Linked DNA regions of Homo sapiens: region 1 is linked to region 2. A link is a loop called in an ENCODE intact Hi-C map of the cell type or tissue named here. Cell type or tissue: PC-9. All regions are shown on one strand. Each heading gives the region's core, and the rest is flanking DNA. Links, peaks and the distances in the headings are about the cores only.

Region 1 (8,541 bases), core at 181-8,180, 66 kb after region 2:
AGCCCTGCTGAACTGGAAGGTGCAATGCCTGAGGGCCAAGCAGCAGACCACAGAGATGTATTTCCTCTCATTCTTCTGAACATGGGGAGAGTCACTCAGGACTAGCTGATACTGGTAGGAGAGTATCAGAAAGGTGTTTCCATTTTTAAAACCTTAAGTTGCTCAGTATTTAAGAACTCTGGGTAGACGATGATGCAGCCCCCAGAGGCAAATACCGGCCAGAAAGGCTTTCCTCTCCATCATACCTAGGGCAGTGCTGTAGTTATCACCTACCTCTGACAGTTGCTCAGGGAGTTTCATATTGTCAAAAATCCGAAACACGATTCTGAACAGGTCCTGCCACCAGTGCTTTTCAAAGGTGTGGCCATAGCTCTTCATGATCTCAAACATGACTGTGAGTCCCCTGGAGGAAACAAAGTCAGGCACAGAAGAGAGAATGGTGGAGAAGAGAACAACAGAGAAGAGAGTGGGGTCAGGTGAGCAAGTGACTGAGGTTCATTTCAGTGATGTAAGGGGCCACCGCACGGGAACATGGTTACCTTGTTCGTACATCTAACTTGCATCTATTAATGATGCAGGAGAGTTCGAATAAGATGGGGAACCAGCCTCGGACCCAGACTCTGTCACCAGGAGCTACATTCATGTCATCACTTGTGTATTCTTGTAGCACCTAGGATGAAAAATCACATCTCAGGTGTAAACTAAGCATGCAAAAGGAAGGAACTGAAAGGGAACTATATGCAGATTAAGGCCCCACACATTTTTCTCTCCCAAAAATCTCCATTCAGCAAGGGTACAGTGGGAACAGACTACACAAAGACATTATCTGTCCCAAAGGGCATATGAGCAGTTTCCCAGTACAAACCTATGGACCTCTGCGGGTTTTAGAACAAGTTGAAGGGGGGCAGATCACAAGAGTCCTGGGGGTGGGAGGTGTTATACTAAGAAGAGCTTAAAGGTCAAATAGTATTGACAAAATATCCAGGATGTATCATTATCTTAGGTCTTTCTGGAATGTTACTGTCATACACATTACTTAAAATAATACCAGCAGCTACTATTGACTGAGTGCTTGCTATGGGCCAGGCACTGTTAAAGTTCTTTTCATGGATTAACAATTCTCACAAGGATTCCAAGTGGCAGGTAGAAACAATGGTCCTAGGTTATAGATGAATTAACTGAGGCATCAAGAGCTTCAGTAAGCTGCTCAAGGTCATACAGCTAGGACCTGGCAGTCTTTCTACAGTCTGCATGTATAGCCCTACTCTCTGCCCTATTTCTGGGATTTTGACCCCTCTGCTCTGTAACCACTCTTGAAGTGGTACTGAAATTTCTTTAGCAACTCTGGTTATGTAATGTTAGGCAATTTCTCTCTGTGCTTCAGTAACTCTCCTGTACAATGGGATATAATTACATCTCATAGGTCTGACATGGGGACTAAATGAATCAACATACAGAAAATACCTAGAATGGTGCCCAACAAGTACTAAGTGCTCAATCAACATTGGCTCCCATTATCATCACATCTTAGTGAGCTGTTGTAAGAGATGAGACATATCACCTTACAGGTTTATAGCTCTTTCTGTAAAGGAAACTTAAGTAGAGATCTACACAGGACATCATAGTTTAGATGGACTTGTTTTCACCCTATTTCAGTGTTTTGGGACTCTGTCATTTAAACCAAATAGGCCTCTTTAGAAAGATGAGACACATCAAAAAAACAAACAAACAAACAAAAACCCCATCATTTTCAGGAGAAAACAAAAGGTGATTTTTAAATATGATTTCTCAGGCACATTACAAAGACATAATGCCATTTCCTACAAGGGAGGTTTGTTTTCTTTCAAATAGAAACGTCTAGCTTCTTGAGCTTTGCCAAAATACAAAAGCTAAAATACAACTAACTTCTACAAAAACAATTTGTAGAATACCATAGATTCAGTATGAATAAAATACAGAATTTCACATATACCAAATAATGAAAAGGCCTAACTCCCTGTCATGGCAGCATTTTGAAATAAACACCTAATTTAGGGCAAACACACATTTCTAAAAGAGTAGCTGGAAAGCTCTTTGTTAGGAGCAAGAATTTCTGCTCCATGACCTTTTCCCTTCACTGCCCATCTGAGTAAGGTGGGGAAAAACGAACCCGAGGCCTCTCAGAGACGTATTTGCCACAGAAGCGGATGAGCCGAATCGCTTCCATGCTCGTGTCAGGGAAAGCGGCGTTGCAGGCGAACTCTGATAAGCACTTCACAGCATCCTGAAAGGAATCGATGGCTGCAGGAAAATGGTGCTGGAAAATAGTTGCTGGGGGAACACAAGGCACATTTTTCATAAGACCAGGATTTAGAAATGGGGATGAAAAAATGCACGTGCGTGCACACACACACACACACACATACATCAGAGATAATTAACTGTGAAAATCTAAGAAAAGCATGTCAGTATCTTTGGAAGACAGTTTTTCTTATTAAATTACTCAGGAATGAATGCACTGGGTACAGCTTGGGCTAGACAGTCTTCCTGCGCTCAAGCAATGATGTAAAGGCCCAAATATCAATTCATTCATTTATTGAACGCCAACTATGTGCAAAGATAACTCGATGCCTAAAAATTTCCATAGAGATGAAGTAAACATCTTGTTACGTGCTCGCAGGCAGAACCCAGGACTCCTGGTCAGTCCAGAGGAGGGGGACACTAAACTAACTCTGGGCTCGACTGCCCGAGTGCAAGTCCTGGTTCCACTACATCGAAACTGTGTGTCCTCAGGCAAGTTGTTGTATTTATTTTTCTGTGCCTCAATTTCCTCTTTAGTAACATGGGGGAAATAATGAGATAGTCTGTTCTCATTATTCCTGATAGTTACATTCTATAAAGTTGCCATAAACACTGAATTCAAGAATACTGAACCATGGCTCTTAGGGAAAATATGGAGATAAGGAACTAGATTCCTGCAAGTCTCTGGTCAGAACATTTTCATCAGCTGATCAAGACATAACCTTGTTGTATGTGTGTTCCTGTTGAAAAGACACCTTATTTAATACATATTGTTGATTCATTAACACCGAACTCACAGCCAATATAGCACTGTAACTCATGCCTGAAGGAAGCTCATCTAACACACATATTTTTTCCATAAGACACATCACAGCCTTTCTGCACGTAGAATACTACCCAGCATTCAGCACTATGCTTGGGGGGGCATTTTAAACAGTGAAATCACCAACAAAAAGCACGAAAATGTAAAAAAACATGGCACTCGATAGGCCACATTAAGCACACTTGTTTATGTCATGACAGCTCAAACAAGAAGGCAGGGTGCCACCTTCTTCCACCACAACTGGGAACGTGCGCCTTGGGTGACTCAAGTTTTTGCTCTTCTGTGCATGCACATGTTGGCAAATGACCACAAAAGCACCATGAGTACTGGTTGTGGAGTTATTAATGTATATACATTTTAGTGAGTATACACACGGAATCCACCAATAATGAGGATTGACTGTAATTCTTTCATAGTCATTAGAGTGGCCTTGGGATTGATTTGACTTTCAAATTTCATCTGGCTTGAAATAACATTCACGTTTATCTGCTGGACCCCAACTGACTGATAACAGGAAAGGCCATTTAGAGAAGGCAAGGAGAAAGTCAAAACAGAGTTAAGATCAAGATTAATACTCATCAAGCGCTTACAACACGGCCTGGCACATTACTATATCACAGTAGAGCCAAGGTAGGGAAGCCCCTGTAGGTAGTAAAATAGACAGCAAGTGACACTCTTCTAGACTTGCAGGTGGGACATTAGTAGGGAGGGAACAGAGCCACTTACTGACAATGTGGCAAGTGGTCTGGAAGGCCAGCTCCACAATGTTCCCATCATGATCAGAGGCTGCCTGGTGGAACACGGCAAAGATGTTCTTCCAACCTGAGCGGATGTTGGCCGCCTGGGAGTTCACCATCTGGGCAATGCAGCGGATCGCCATGTCCCGGATGGTGGGAGACCTGAGGAAAGAATGGGACGGCCATATCGTCTGTACTTTGGAGAATGGGAAGAGAAATGAACATAGCTCATCCCTTAGAAGCAGCACTTAAACATTTCTTATAGCACACAGCAATCCACATTTGGGCTCTGCCCCGTTTCCTCTCACTTCCATTCCAAACCTAGCATGCTGCATAGAGCTACAACCACCATCCTGCAATCACGAAACAATAAACTCAAGGTTGAGAAGCTGACCCTCTGAATGGAAGAACAAAAGGAAAAAGCCTGGGTCTCAAATAAATGGTCCCTATCCAGGCCATGGAACCAAAGTTGAATGCTTGCCTCTGACTTCTTTCTTGTTACGAAAACAATAAATAGCCTTGTGGTTTAAGTCACTGCTGGTCAGTTTTTCTGGCCAAAAACATTTCAAATAATATAATTCTGCCACCTAGAGATAATCATTACTAAATTCTTGTGTGTATCTTCTTAAGATTTTTGGGTAGGGATATACCTATGTGATAAACACATATATGTGGATTGGAGTATACATATATAGTTTAAGGTGCAATGTTTACCTAAATTATTATAAAGTAAAACCTGAAGACAGAGAAAATGGCTGATTTTCTGGAACAGCTGCAATTGTCTCTCAACCTGTTAAGACATACAATTATGGAGGAACCTTATTATCTCACAAATAGCAAGAAGGAAAGCTATATAAGCCTACTGCTTCGATAGTACTATCTTTAAAAGTCAGTACAGTGGCCTTGGGACTACAGGTTTGACTTTCAATTTTTTTTTTTTTTTTGAAACAAGGTCTTGCTCTGTTGCCCAGGCTGGAATGCAGTAGAGCGACCTCGACTCATTGCAACCTCTGCCTCCCAGGCTCATGACTTTCAAATTTTATCTGGCTTAGAATGACATTCATGTTTGTCTTCCAGGCTCACACTAACCAATAACAGGAAAGGCCATTTAGAGAAGGCAAGGAGAAAGTCAAAACAGTTAAAAATTAGCTGAAAGTTCACAAAGTAAACATGTCACCTGCAGATAACAAAGGACTGACTACACAACATAAGTAACTTCCAATATATAATAAAAATGAATTCATGGTTGTCTCCCCATGGAGAATAAAGCAACTTGTTGACAAAACTATATTTATTATAATGTTTTTTTGCCTGATTGTTAAAAGAAAGATATGATGATAGTAAAAGTTTTGGAAAATACAGAAAAAGTATGATAAAAAAAAATTTACCTGTGCATGGTGGTTCACACCTGTAATCCCAGCACTTCGGGAGGCCGAAGCAGGTGGATCACTTGAGGTCAGGAGTTCAAGACCAGCCTGGCCAACACGGTGAAACCCCGTCTCTACTAAAAATACAAAAATTAGCTGGACATAGTGATGCACGCCTGTGATTCCAGGTACTTGGGAGGCTGAGGGAGGAAAATAGTTTGAACCTGGGAGGCAGAGATTGTAGTGAGCCGAGATTGCACCACTGTACTCCAGCCTGGGCGACAGGGCAAGACATCTCAAAAAAAAAAAAAAAAAAAAACCTTTACATGATATATGGTATTTCATATGGAGAGATACACGTTTCACTATCTCTATTATATTGTCTGTCCAATTCTATAACCTGTCCATTTCTCTAAAGTATTAGTCATTTCCCACATTATAAACATTGTGAACTTTTTTTTTTTTGAGATGGAGTTTCTCTCGTCATTCAGGCTGGAGTGCAGTGGTGCGATCTTGGCTCACTGCAACCTCCACCTCCCAGGTTCAAGTGATTCTCCTACCTCAGCCTCCTGAGTAGCTGGGACTACAGGCATACACCACCACACCCGGCTAATTTTTGTATTTTTAGTAGAGACGGGGTTTCAGCATGTTGGCCAGGCTGGTCTCGAATTCCTGACTTCAGGTGATCCGCCTGCCTCGACCTCCCAAAGTGCTGGGATTACAGGTGTGAGCCACCACACCCGGCCAAACATTGTGAACATTTTTAACAGCAAAACAATATCCCATGTTGTACCGGTACCAACATTTACTTTAACACTTGTTTATTTAGATAGTTTGTTTTTTTCTAGAAAACTATTTTCTGTGACATATAACGCTTTACTATATTTCACATTAACTGCTTTGGAGAATTACAGAAGTGTGGAATTACTGAGTCAAAGGGGCATAAAAATATCAGGATTCTTGACACTTATCACCAAAATGCTTTTAGAAATGTTACAGTTAAGTTACAGTTCCACCAACAGTATCTGAGAGTGCCTGGCAACATGTGATTCTAAACTCACTCTGCCCCTTTTCAAATGGGAATAGGATAGGCAGGGAAGGCCTGGAGTTAGGAGTTGAGGGCTTCCGTGCAATTAGGCTTGCACACGTGGCTTGGCCATGTGAGGACTCAGTCTCCTCAGGCACTCTCAATGGTGTTCCTAAAGGTAGGAAAATACTTTTGTGTATTTGCTAAAGTAAAGGGTGATGCCAGACTCTGGGTTTAATTTTGGTTCTCTTAAAATGAGCAATAAAGCAGACATACAGACACTAGGAGAAAGAGAGACATGTCAAGGAAACTTTTCTGGTACCCTTTTATTCACTACCCTAACAGCCTGCTCTGGCATCCAGCTTGGGAGCTCCCATTTTCTTAAAAAAAAAAAAAAAAAAAAAAAAGCAACACCAGGTGTGGCGGCTCACGCCTGTAATCCCAGCACTTTGGGAGGCCAAGGCAGGTGGATCACTTGAGGTCAGGGGTTTGAGACCAGCCTGACCAGCATGGTGAAACCCCATCTCTACCAAAAATACAAAATTAGCTGGGCATGGTGGTGCATGCCTGTAATCCCAGCTACTTGGGAGGCTGAGGCAGGAGAATTGTTTGAACCAAAGAGGCAAAGGTTGCAGTAAGCTGAGATCATACCATTACACTCCAGCCTCGGCAAAAAGAGCAAAACTCCGTCTCAAAAAAAAAAAAAAAAGATCCAGGCTGATCTGAAGTACACTTTTTAGGGGAATAGCAGACAAGAGGAATTAGGTCCAAAAGTCATCCTTGACATCTCTTCCTTTATGCTCCATGGCCAATTCATCAGCACATGGTGTAAGATTCCCTTTCCAAATGTGCACAGAATCTAATCCATCACTGCCACTGCTCCCACCTTGGTCCAAACCTGGACAACTACAATGGCCTCCTACCTCATCCTAATGGTCCTCATTTTCCATGGATAAATGCAGGGTGATCCTTTAAAATGTCAGATCATTTCACTTCTCTGCTTAAAATCCTCCAATGGCAGGCCGGCCACGGTAGCTCGTGCCTGTAATCCCAGCACTTTGGGAGGCCCAGGTGGGCGGATCATGAGGTCAGGAGAGACTCCGTCAAAAAAAAAAACAAAAACCTCCAACGGCTTCCATCTTTCACAGAGAGCAAACCAAAGTGCTGACAATGGCCGACAGCTCCTATGTGAGCTAGGCACCCTGCCACCACTGGGAGGGACTTCACCTTCTACTACCTGCCTTGTTCCCTCCATTCAAGCCACACTGGCCTCCCCACCTATGCCAAGCACTACCTGCTACGGGCCTTTTGCTTTTGCTCTTCCCTGTTCATAATTCTCATGCCAAGGCAGCATATGGCCACTCTCAGATTATTCCTGACTTCCTTCAGGCCTTTTCCTAAGGGTGCCCTTACCAAACACATGTTAGCTGGCTGCCCTGGATAAAAGAGTGCTTCCATCCCTATCCCCTTACCTTGATATATATAATGTCCTTCAGAGCCCATTACCACCACTGATATTTATTTGTTTTTCTATTGGAATTAAACAGAGATTTGTTTTTAAATTTTATTATGGAAAGTTTAAAACACAGAGAAAAGTAGAGTAATATATAATGAACTCCTGTATGCCCATCACACCCAGGTGCAACTATTTAAGGCTGAATGAAAACAGGGATTTTATTTTATTTCATTTTTATTTATTTTTTTTGAGACAGCATTTCGCTCTTGTTGCCCAGGCTGGAGTGCAATGGTGTGATCTTGGCTCACTATAACCTCCACCTCCCGGGTTCAAGCGATTCTCCTGCCTCAGTCTCCTGAGTAGCTGGGATTACAGGCGCCCACCACCACGCCCGGCTAACTTTTGTAGTTTTAGTAGAGACGGGGTTTCACCATGTTGGCCAGGCTGGTCTTGAACTCCTGCTCAGGTGATCCACCTGACTCGGCCTCCCAAAGTGTTGGGATTACAGGCATGAGCCACCGCGCCCGGCCAAACACAGGATTTTAAAATGTCTTCTTTATAGTACCTAGCAGATGGCAAGTCTCAATAAGTCCAGGCCGAGTGAATAAATGAACAGTACGGCTGCTTCACAGGGCCCGGTATCCTGACCTCTTTTATGACCTCCCTGGGGGAGAAGTGATGGGTCACATAATTCTTATCCTGGTTTGAGGATGCTTCTGCAGTGGCTCTTCCTTTAATCTCCCTGAGAACCAGCCCCAAAAGGGGTTCATGACATATTTCTTTTCTTTTTTTTTTTTTTTTTTTTTGAGACGGAGTCTTGCTCTTTCACCCAGGCTGGAGTGCAGTGGCGC
Region 2 (8,541 bases), core at 222-8,221:
TCAAAGTGTTGGGATTACAGGCACAAGCCACCATGCCTGGCTGGATTTGTTTTAGACCAAATGCAAATAGAAAACACAGTATTCCTGGGATGTAAAATCTGTATGTGGAAGGCTGGCTTTTCATATATGAGGATTCCGCAGGCCCAAATGTGGGACCTAAGTATTCATCAATTTTGGGATATTCAGGCGTCCTGGAACCAATACCCCTTGAATACTGAGAGATTCAAGGTGCAATCAGCCAAAAGTAAAATGTGAGAAAGTCTCTAAGATAAATGAGTGTTTTCTCCAACAACAAGCATAAGAAAGGGTAGAGGCCAGGTGCAGTGGCTCACAGCTGTAATCCCAGCACTTTGGGAGGCCAAGGCTGGTGGATCACCTGAGGTCAGGAGTTTGAGACCAGCTTGGCCAACATGGGGAAACCCCATCACTACTAAAAATACAAAAAATCAGCCAGGCGTGGTGGCAGATGCCTGTAATCCCAGCTACTAGGGAGGCCGAGGCAGGAGAATCACTTGAACCCGGAAGGCAGAGGTTACAGTGATCTGAGATCAGGCCACTGCATTCCAGCCTGGGTGACAGAGTGAGATCCGTCTCAAAAAAATAAAAAAAAATTTTTTTTAAATAAATAAATAAAAGGAAAGGAAGGCAGTTGGGTGCAGTGGCTCACACCTGTAGTCCCAGCACTTTGGGAGGCCGAGGTGAACAGATCACCTGAGGTCAGGAGTTTGAGACCAGCCTGGTCAACATGGGGAAACCCCGGATCTACTGAAAATACAAAAAATTAGCTAGGTGTGGTGGCAGGTGCCTGTAATCCTAGCTATTTGGGAGGCTGAGACAGGAGAATCACGTGAACCCAGGAGGTAGAGGTTGCAGTGAGCCAAGATGGTGCCACTGCACTCCAGCTTGGGTGACAGAATGAGACTCCATCTCAAACAAAAAGTGGCAGAGAAGGACCTCTCTATTGTAAATTAAGAGACTTAAGACACAATCAACTGTAAGCAATGTGTGGACATTATCTAGATCCCAATTCTATTACTATTATTGCAAAAAGACATCTGAGGAAAATTAAGCATGGTCTAAAATTCTAAGTTATAAAGAAATCATTGTTAATTTTGTTAGATGTGGATATAAAATGACTGCACAGTAGATGAGAAGGTGGTACATAATAAAACTCTTAAAGAGATTAAGTGGCGTGTAACAAATAAAAAGCTACTTACTTGATTTCTAAAAATCATAATATATTTGATACCGTCAGCTTTAAGGACAGGAAATTCATTCACTATATAAAAAAACAGAAAGCCACAGTTACTTAAGTGGTAAGGATCATTACTTCCAAATTAGTGACATCATCAGAGTTATAAAAAAAGATAAAATGTCAAGTAATTAAAGCACAGTTAATTATATTATGATTTACTATTTAGTCATTAATTTTGGTAGGATTATAAATGATTTTATTTTTCCCCATGCCTGTTTCATGACTAAGGAACACATATTACATAATTGAGTAAAAATGAGCTGGACCATGCATCGGTGAGCATGTCTACCTACATTCCCAGAAGTGAAGCTATTCTGAATTAGAAACATGTCTCTCTAGCTGGAATTTGCTTTACATTATTCTAGTGGGTAGGGAAATAAATTAATGAAAGGAATAGATCACCAAATGTTAATAATTCTTGAAGCTAAATGATGGTCACATGGGAGCTCATTACAATATTCTCTTCACCTTTGGGTGTACATAAATTTCCTACATTAAAATATTTTTTTTAAAAAGGAATATATCTGGATCTAGATCAATACATTCATAAACATCAGAAACTATCCTTAATTTTTTTTTTTGAGACAGAGTCTCGCTCTGTATCCCAGGCTAGAGTGCAGTGGCACGATCTCGGCTCACTGCAACCCCTGCCTCCTGGATTCAAGCGATTCTCCTGCCTCAGCCTCCCAAATAGCTGGGATTACAGGCACACGCCACCACGCCCGGCTAGTTTTTGTATTCTTAGTAGAGACGGGGTTTCACCATTTTGACCAGGCTGGTCTCAATCTCTTGACCTCACGATCCTCCCGCCTCAGTCTCCCAAAGTGCTGGGATTACAGGTGTGAGCCACCGCACCCGGCCAAAAGATATCCTTAATATTTATCAATTTTCTAGTACTTTGAAATGTACTCCAATTTTTAAGAATTCGTCTTTCAAATAAAAAAGAAAAGGAAGCCAATGTATAATCCTTATTTATACACTAGGTAGCAAAGCTGAGTTACAGTTTAGTTGTATTTATTCCTATTTTCCTCCTAATCAAGCAATATTTTCTTTATCAATAATTAATTTCACATGGACAAGATCTGGGGAAACCATTTGAGATTTTATTCAATAAAAGAAATAATAGGCAGGGCATGGAGGCTCACGCCTGCAATCCCAGCACTTTGGCAGGCCGACGCAGGTGGATCACCTGAGGTCAGGAGTTTGAGACCAGCCTGGCCAACATGGGGAAACCCCGTCTCTACTAAAAATACAAAAATTAGCCGGGCATGGTGGTACGTGCCTGTAGTCCCAGCTGCTTGGGAAGCTGAGGCAGGAGAATCGCTTGAACCCAGGAGGCAGGAGTTGCAGTGAGCAGAGACTGTGCCACTGCACTCCAGCCTGGGTAACAGAGTAAGACACCATCTCAAAAGAAAAAAAAAAAAAAAAAAAGAACAAAAGGGAACAAGGATAGGAAGCTGTTTTTTGAATTCAGGTATAGTGTGGCAAGCTGTAAAAAAAGCAAGAATTTCACAACTCACCATTAGCTGATTTTAAATCAGGGAGGATGTGATTCACAAAGAACTCAGTTAGGTTTACAAGTTCATTTGCTTGTGTAATTCCATGCTGAAAAGCAAATTCATAACATAGTAAAATAACAAAATACCTGTATATATCTATCACATTAGAAATTCAGGCAATTTTAGAAAACCATGTTAAAATGGAGATGAACACTTCAAAATACAAATTGCTTATGTATAAAATGAGACTGTACTGGCTGTGTACAGGAGCTCACGGCTGTAATCCCAGCACTTTGGGAGGCCGAGGCGGGTAGATCACTTGAAGTCAGGAGTTCAAGACTAGCCTGGCCAACATGGCAAAACCCCGTCTCTACTAAAAACACAAAAAATTAGCCAGGTGTAGTTGCATGCACCTGTAATTCTAGCTACTCGGGAGGCTGAGGCATGAGAATTGCTTGAACCCGGGAGGCAGAGGTTGCAGTAATCTGAGATGTTGCCATTGCATTCCAGCCTGGATGACAGAGCAAGACAACGTCTCAAAAAAAAAAAAAAAAAAAAAAAAAAAGAGAGAGAGGGACACTTCAAAACATGAACTGCTTAGGCTAGGCATGGTGGCTCATGCTTGTAATCCCAGCACTTTGGGAGGCCAAGGCAGGTGGATCACCTGAGGTCAGGAGTTCAAGAACAGCCTGACCAACATGGAGAAACCCCATCTCTACTACAAATACAAAATTAGCCAGGGTGGTGGCGCATGCCTGTAATCCCAGCTACTCGGGAGGCTGAGGCAGGAGAATCACTTGAACCCGGCAAACGGAGGTTGCGGTGAGCCAAGATCGTGCCATTGCACTCCAGCCTGGGCAACAAGAGCGAAACTCCGTCTCAAAACAAAACAAAACAAAACAACAACAACAAAACACAACCTGCTTATGTATAAAATATAAAATAAGACTATACTGTCTAGGCACGGTGACTCACACCTGTATCCCAGCACTCTGGGAGGCTGAGGTGTGAGGATCACACGAGGTCAGGAATTTGAGACCATCCTGACCAATATGGTGAAACCTTGTCTCTACTAAAAATACAAAAATTAGCCAGGTGTGGTAGTGCACACTTGTAATCCCAGTTACTTGGGACGCTGAGGCAGGAGAGTCGCTCGAACTCGGGAGGTGGAGGTTGCAGTGAGCTGAGATCACGCCATTGCACTCCAGCCTGGTGACAAAGTGAGACTCCATCTCAAAAATATAAAAATGTAAAATAAGACTATACTAATAGACAATAAAGAAACTTTCCTCAATTAAAGAACAGCTAAGTTTAAGTTAAGCATATTTGATACAGCGGGTCTCAGCTAAGGTAACAAGTGTGGCCATCTATCAATTTTCTGGTCTATAAGAAACTTAAGTGCTCAATACATCAACATAAAGCCATCTTCAGAGATTATATAAATCTTAATCAGAATAGGTTATCTGGCAGAGTAAGCTCTATTATCAGAGACGTTATTTCTTTTTGACTTGTGTGGGTGTCACTGATGTCTGTTTTAGAAACAAAACCACATTAAAAATATTTACCTTCTGTGTTTGGGCTTTTGATGCCAAAGATGTCACTAGGTAGATGGCTGCATCTTTGTGTTTCCAGTTGACAGATGGATTTTTTGCGTATTCCTGCAGCATGGAATTAACATAACCAGAGAAGATTCCTGTCACAGGTCCCTCAAAAAACTTGCATAATCCTCGTACCAGATCACAAGCAGCCCTGCGTCTAGTATCAATATCTATGAAATGAAAAGAAAATATATTATGGGGAAAAAAAACAACCACCAACAAGCTGATCCAATTTATAAGAAAACAAATTGCCTGGAATAATTTGGCTACGATTGTAAAACGGAAAAAAAAGAACGAAAAACAAAGGGCCACCCAATAGCTATCAGCAACACAAACAATGAAAAAAACATTCCCGCCCCCAAGAAATACAAAATCAAAATGAAACTAAAGAGGTCACAGAATCACAGAATTTTGATAAATACTATGTAAGAACAGACAAATGATTCAACTTTTGATATTTTCATTCAGGTCATATAAGAGCTTTTTAAGACAAGTTGAAGAAAGACAACAGTTCTCAATGAAAGCCCGCTGAAAAAACACTCTTATTCTCAATCCCACTTCTCCCATTTACTAGAAAGAGAACCACCTTAAAACTGGCTTGCTAAGAGACTAGTAACTAAAAAACCAAGATACACACCAGATCCTTCCAAATCTCTCCTTATGTACTCCTCAGAATTATCTTCAAATGCTTCTTCATCAGCAGCTACAAGGAGAGATGATATTTCAGATAACACTCCAAAAGACGTCACTGTACTTTACAGCTGAGAATGCAGAAGAGTATGTAAAACTGCCTTGTTCTACAGCAAAGAATTCGTTCCCATCAGATGACTACTTCATATACTCTTAATCATTATCTAGAGCAGCAAATGCTACCCTGAAAGGTGAGGTATTAGGTAATTCACACAACTATGAGATAGGCTCACTTGTTCTAATGTGACAGTTTCCCCAGAATTGGATTATACCTGCAACTGTCAAAAATGTTAGGGATCAGTATCAGAATGCTAACTTTTAATTTCACCAAATAAGAACATTAAAATACCAACAACCTAATTTTAATCACTATTATTTCATTAAAGTCATTTCAACAACAAATAAGTAGAGTGGACAATGTCAGAAATGGCCGGCATGGTGGCTCACGCGTGTAACCTAGCACTTTGGGAGGCTGAAATGGGAGGATCGCTTGAGCCCAGGAGTTTGAGACCAGCCTGGTCAACACAGCGAGATCTCATCTCTATTTTTATCATATAAATTAAAAAAAAAAAAAAGTCTACACACACACACACACACACACACACACACACACACACACACTGCAGTTGTATGATCATGTCTCACTGCAGCCTCCACCTCCTGAGCTCAAGCAAAACTCCCACCTAAGCTGCTTGAGTACCTGGGACCACAGGCCCATGCCACCATACCCAACTAATTTATTTATTGTAGAGATAAGGTTTTGCCATTTTGGCCAGGCTGGTCTTTAACTCCTGGGCTCAAGTGTTCCTCCCACCTCAGCCTCCCAAAGTGTTGGGATTAAAGGTATGGGCCACCACACCCAGCCAGAAGATTTATCCTTTAAACATATTTTTATGAAAACACAACAGGAAATAAAATCTCACGCTATATTGTCCTTAATTTCCTTATTTTGTTCCAGATGTAATTTGAAAACCACTGATCTAATAACTATTTTGATATAAAACAAAATCTTGGCCTGGCATGGTGGCTCATGCCTGTAATCCCAGCACTTTGAGAGGCTGAGGCAGAAGGATTGTTTGAAGCTAGGAGTTTGAGACCAGCCTGTGCAACATAGGAAGACCCCCATCTTTATAAAAAATAAAAAACTAGCTGAGCATGGTGGTGCACGTCTGTAGTCCCAGCTACTCAGGAGGCCAGGGTGGGACAATGACTTGAGCCTGGGAAGTTGAGGTTGCAGTAAGCCATAACTGTGCTACTGCACTCCAGCCTGGGTGACACAGTGAGACCCTGTCCCCAAAACAAAAAACACAATCCCTCCCACCTTCATTACTTGTTCTTCACAACTGTTAGAACAAGGACATACATTTTATAAATATAGGCTCTTAGCACTATAGTTTAACCTTAAGCACAAACTAAGTGGGCTTCAACCTTGTATTTATAAAGTTATCATTTCTATTCTCAAGTCGATTGTTTAAAAACAGCTATTTCTGGGCGAGGTGGCTCAGAAATGCAATCCCAGCACTTTGGGAGGCTAAAGCGGGTGGACTGCTTGAGCTCAAGAGTTTGAGACTACCCTGAACAACATGGTGAAACCCTGTCTCTACCAAAAATACAAGAAATTAGCCAGGCATGGTGATGTGTGCCTGTGGTCCCAGCTACTCAGAAGACTGAGGTAGGAGGATCACTTGAGCCTGGGAGGCTAAGGTTGCAGTGAGCCAAGATTGCATCACTGCACTCCAGCCTGGGTGACAGAGCGAGACCCCTGTCTCAAATAAATATATAAATAAATAAAGCCAGCTAAAAATTCATTGAAATAATAAATGAAACAAAATCAAATTCTTTCTCTAAATAGAAATTCCAGATAGTTTATCTTCTTAGTGTAAAGGAATTTTTGAAGTCTTATTTAATATTTCCATGAGAAAACCCTCACAGGGCACAACAAAACTCATTACAGATACTACATTTTCTGTCTTGGTTTAGAAAATAAGAAATAAATGACATACAAGTTTTATCCAGTAATAAATGAATTAGACTGAATATGTTACAAAAAACAAACACAGACTTAGTAGATTTATACTAATATACTTTTGCCATAATTACCTCTAAATTCCATGTTAGGCACAATAACCTTTTCACAGATACTTGTCAGCGTGTTCTGGTCCTCAAATAGATTCTTATAATGAGGTCTCTCACAAACTGAAGCCAGAAATTGAATTGCATTACTTACCAACTGGAACAAAACACAAAAACAAGAATATTTTTAAAAGCAAAACTCAACAGCTTATTTCTTGGAGGAGATAGGGAGAGAATGTCTTTTAATTATTTGTCTCCACCATCATCTTACCAAATCATATTTAACCTCTTGACCCGTTGTAACTAGTAAATTCCAGATGGCTGTAACAAAACGAGGCAGGTATCGCTGGAATTCTTCATCGTACTTTTGTGCATAGAGTGCGGCATTATCACAAATCTGGGATTTTAAGAGCTCCAATAAGCCGGCTTCCTCTTCATCCTCACATAAAAGAAAACAAAAACTCCAACATACAACTCTAATGCTAACATAAGTAAGAGGAGTAACTGAAATTCCTGAACTAGACTCTTTATCAATTAAATCCAAATCAAATCAGTTATTGTAAACTACAGCTATGCCACCACCAATCTTTTCACCAAGTCTTTCAAATAAGTTGCTGAATTACAAAATATTTCCGTATTAGATTCAAACAGTATATTCTGGCTGAGTGTAGTGGCTCACGCCGGTAATCCCAACCCTCTGGGAGGCTGAGGCTGGAGGATGGCCTGAGGCCAGGAGTGGTTTTTTTTTTTTTTTTTTGAGACGCAGTCTCCCTCTGTTGCCCAGGCTGGAGTGCAGTGGCGCGATCTCAGCTCACTGCAAGCTCCGCCTCCTGGGTTCACGTCATTCTCCTGCCTCAGCCTCCCAAGTAGCTGGGACTACAGGCACCCGCCATCACGCCCGGCTAATTTTTGTATTTTTTTTTTTTAGTAGAGACGGGGTTTCACCGTGTTAGCCAGGATGGCCTCGGCCTCCCAAAGTGCTGGGATTATAGGCGTGGGCCACTGCGACGGGCCAAGCCCAGGAGTTTTGAGTCTAGCCTGGGCAACACAGCAAGCCCCCAAAATAAAAAAAATCAGCTGGGCATGGTGGTGCATACCCATAGTCCCTGCTACTTGGGAGGCTGAGGTGGGAGGATCACTTGAGCCCAGGGAGGTCGAAGCTGCAGTAAGTCATGATCATGCCACTGCACTCCAGCCTTGGTGACAGAGTGAGACAAGGGAAGACATCAGAGTAAGAACAAAAACCAAAGCCAAAACCAAAACTCCCTCACACTGATTACTTAAGGCATAAATAGTAGCACAAGGTAGCACATGGTTAACTGGGCAAAAAGGTCCTTGTAAGAATTCTATCCAAAAAATTTCCTTGTGACTTTTGTGTGAAGAAAAGTTTTGTTTTCTGAAGGAGTGTTTTTCCCTCCCATTGGAC

The links. A loop is a pair of places that touch in the nucleus more often than their neighbours do. Peaks named below come from ENCODE experiments on the same cell type or tissue, not always from the same donor. Only the 100,000 strongest peaks of a DNase experiment are listed, where the experiment ranks them.
Region 1: a loop joins it to region 2, with 2.0 times the contacts of the local background. A loop is called at or near these places in 17 of 110 quality-filtered maps.

What each region holds. Positions count from the first base shown.
Region 1 is chr20:49,005,693-49,014,233 of GRCh38, reverse strand. It overlaps ARFGEF2 (ARF guanine nucleotide exchange factor 2), which reads right to left. Exons shown (of 39, transcript NM_006420.3): 27 at 3,830-4,002; 28 at 2,150-2,310; 29 at 540-670; 30 at 274-403. Among named protein-coding and RNA genes, the nearest start is that of CSE1L-DT, 36 kb to the left of the region's middle. In PC-9, for the core only: no CTCF peak of the experiment used is centred there; a DNase peak (open chromatin) is centred at 4,893; H3K27ac peaks cover 551 bases.
Region 2 is chr20:49,071,299-49,079,839 of GRCh38, reverse strand. It overlaps CSE1L (chromosome segregation 1 like), which reads right to left. Exons shown (of 25, transcript NM_001316.4): 9 at 7,387-7,554; 10 at 7,143-7,272; 11 at 4,990-5,055; 12 at 4,320-4,522; 13 at 2,776-2,860; 14 at 1,218-1,279. Among named protein-coding and RNA genes, the nearest start is that of CSE1L, 29 kb to the right of the region's middle. In PC-9, for the core only: no CTCF peak of the experiment used is centred there; no DNase peak of the experiment used is centred there; H3K27ac peaks cover 715 bases.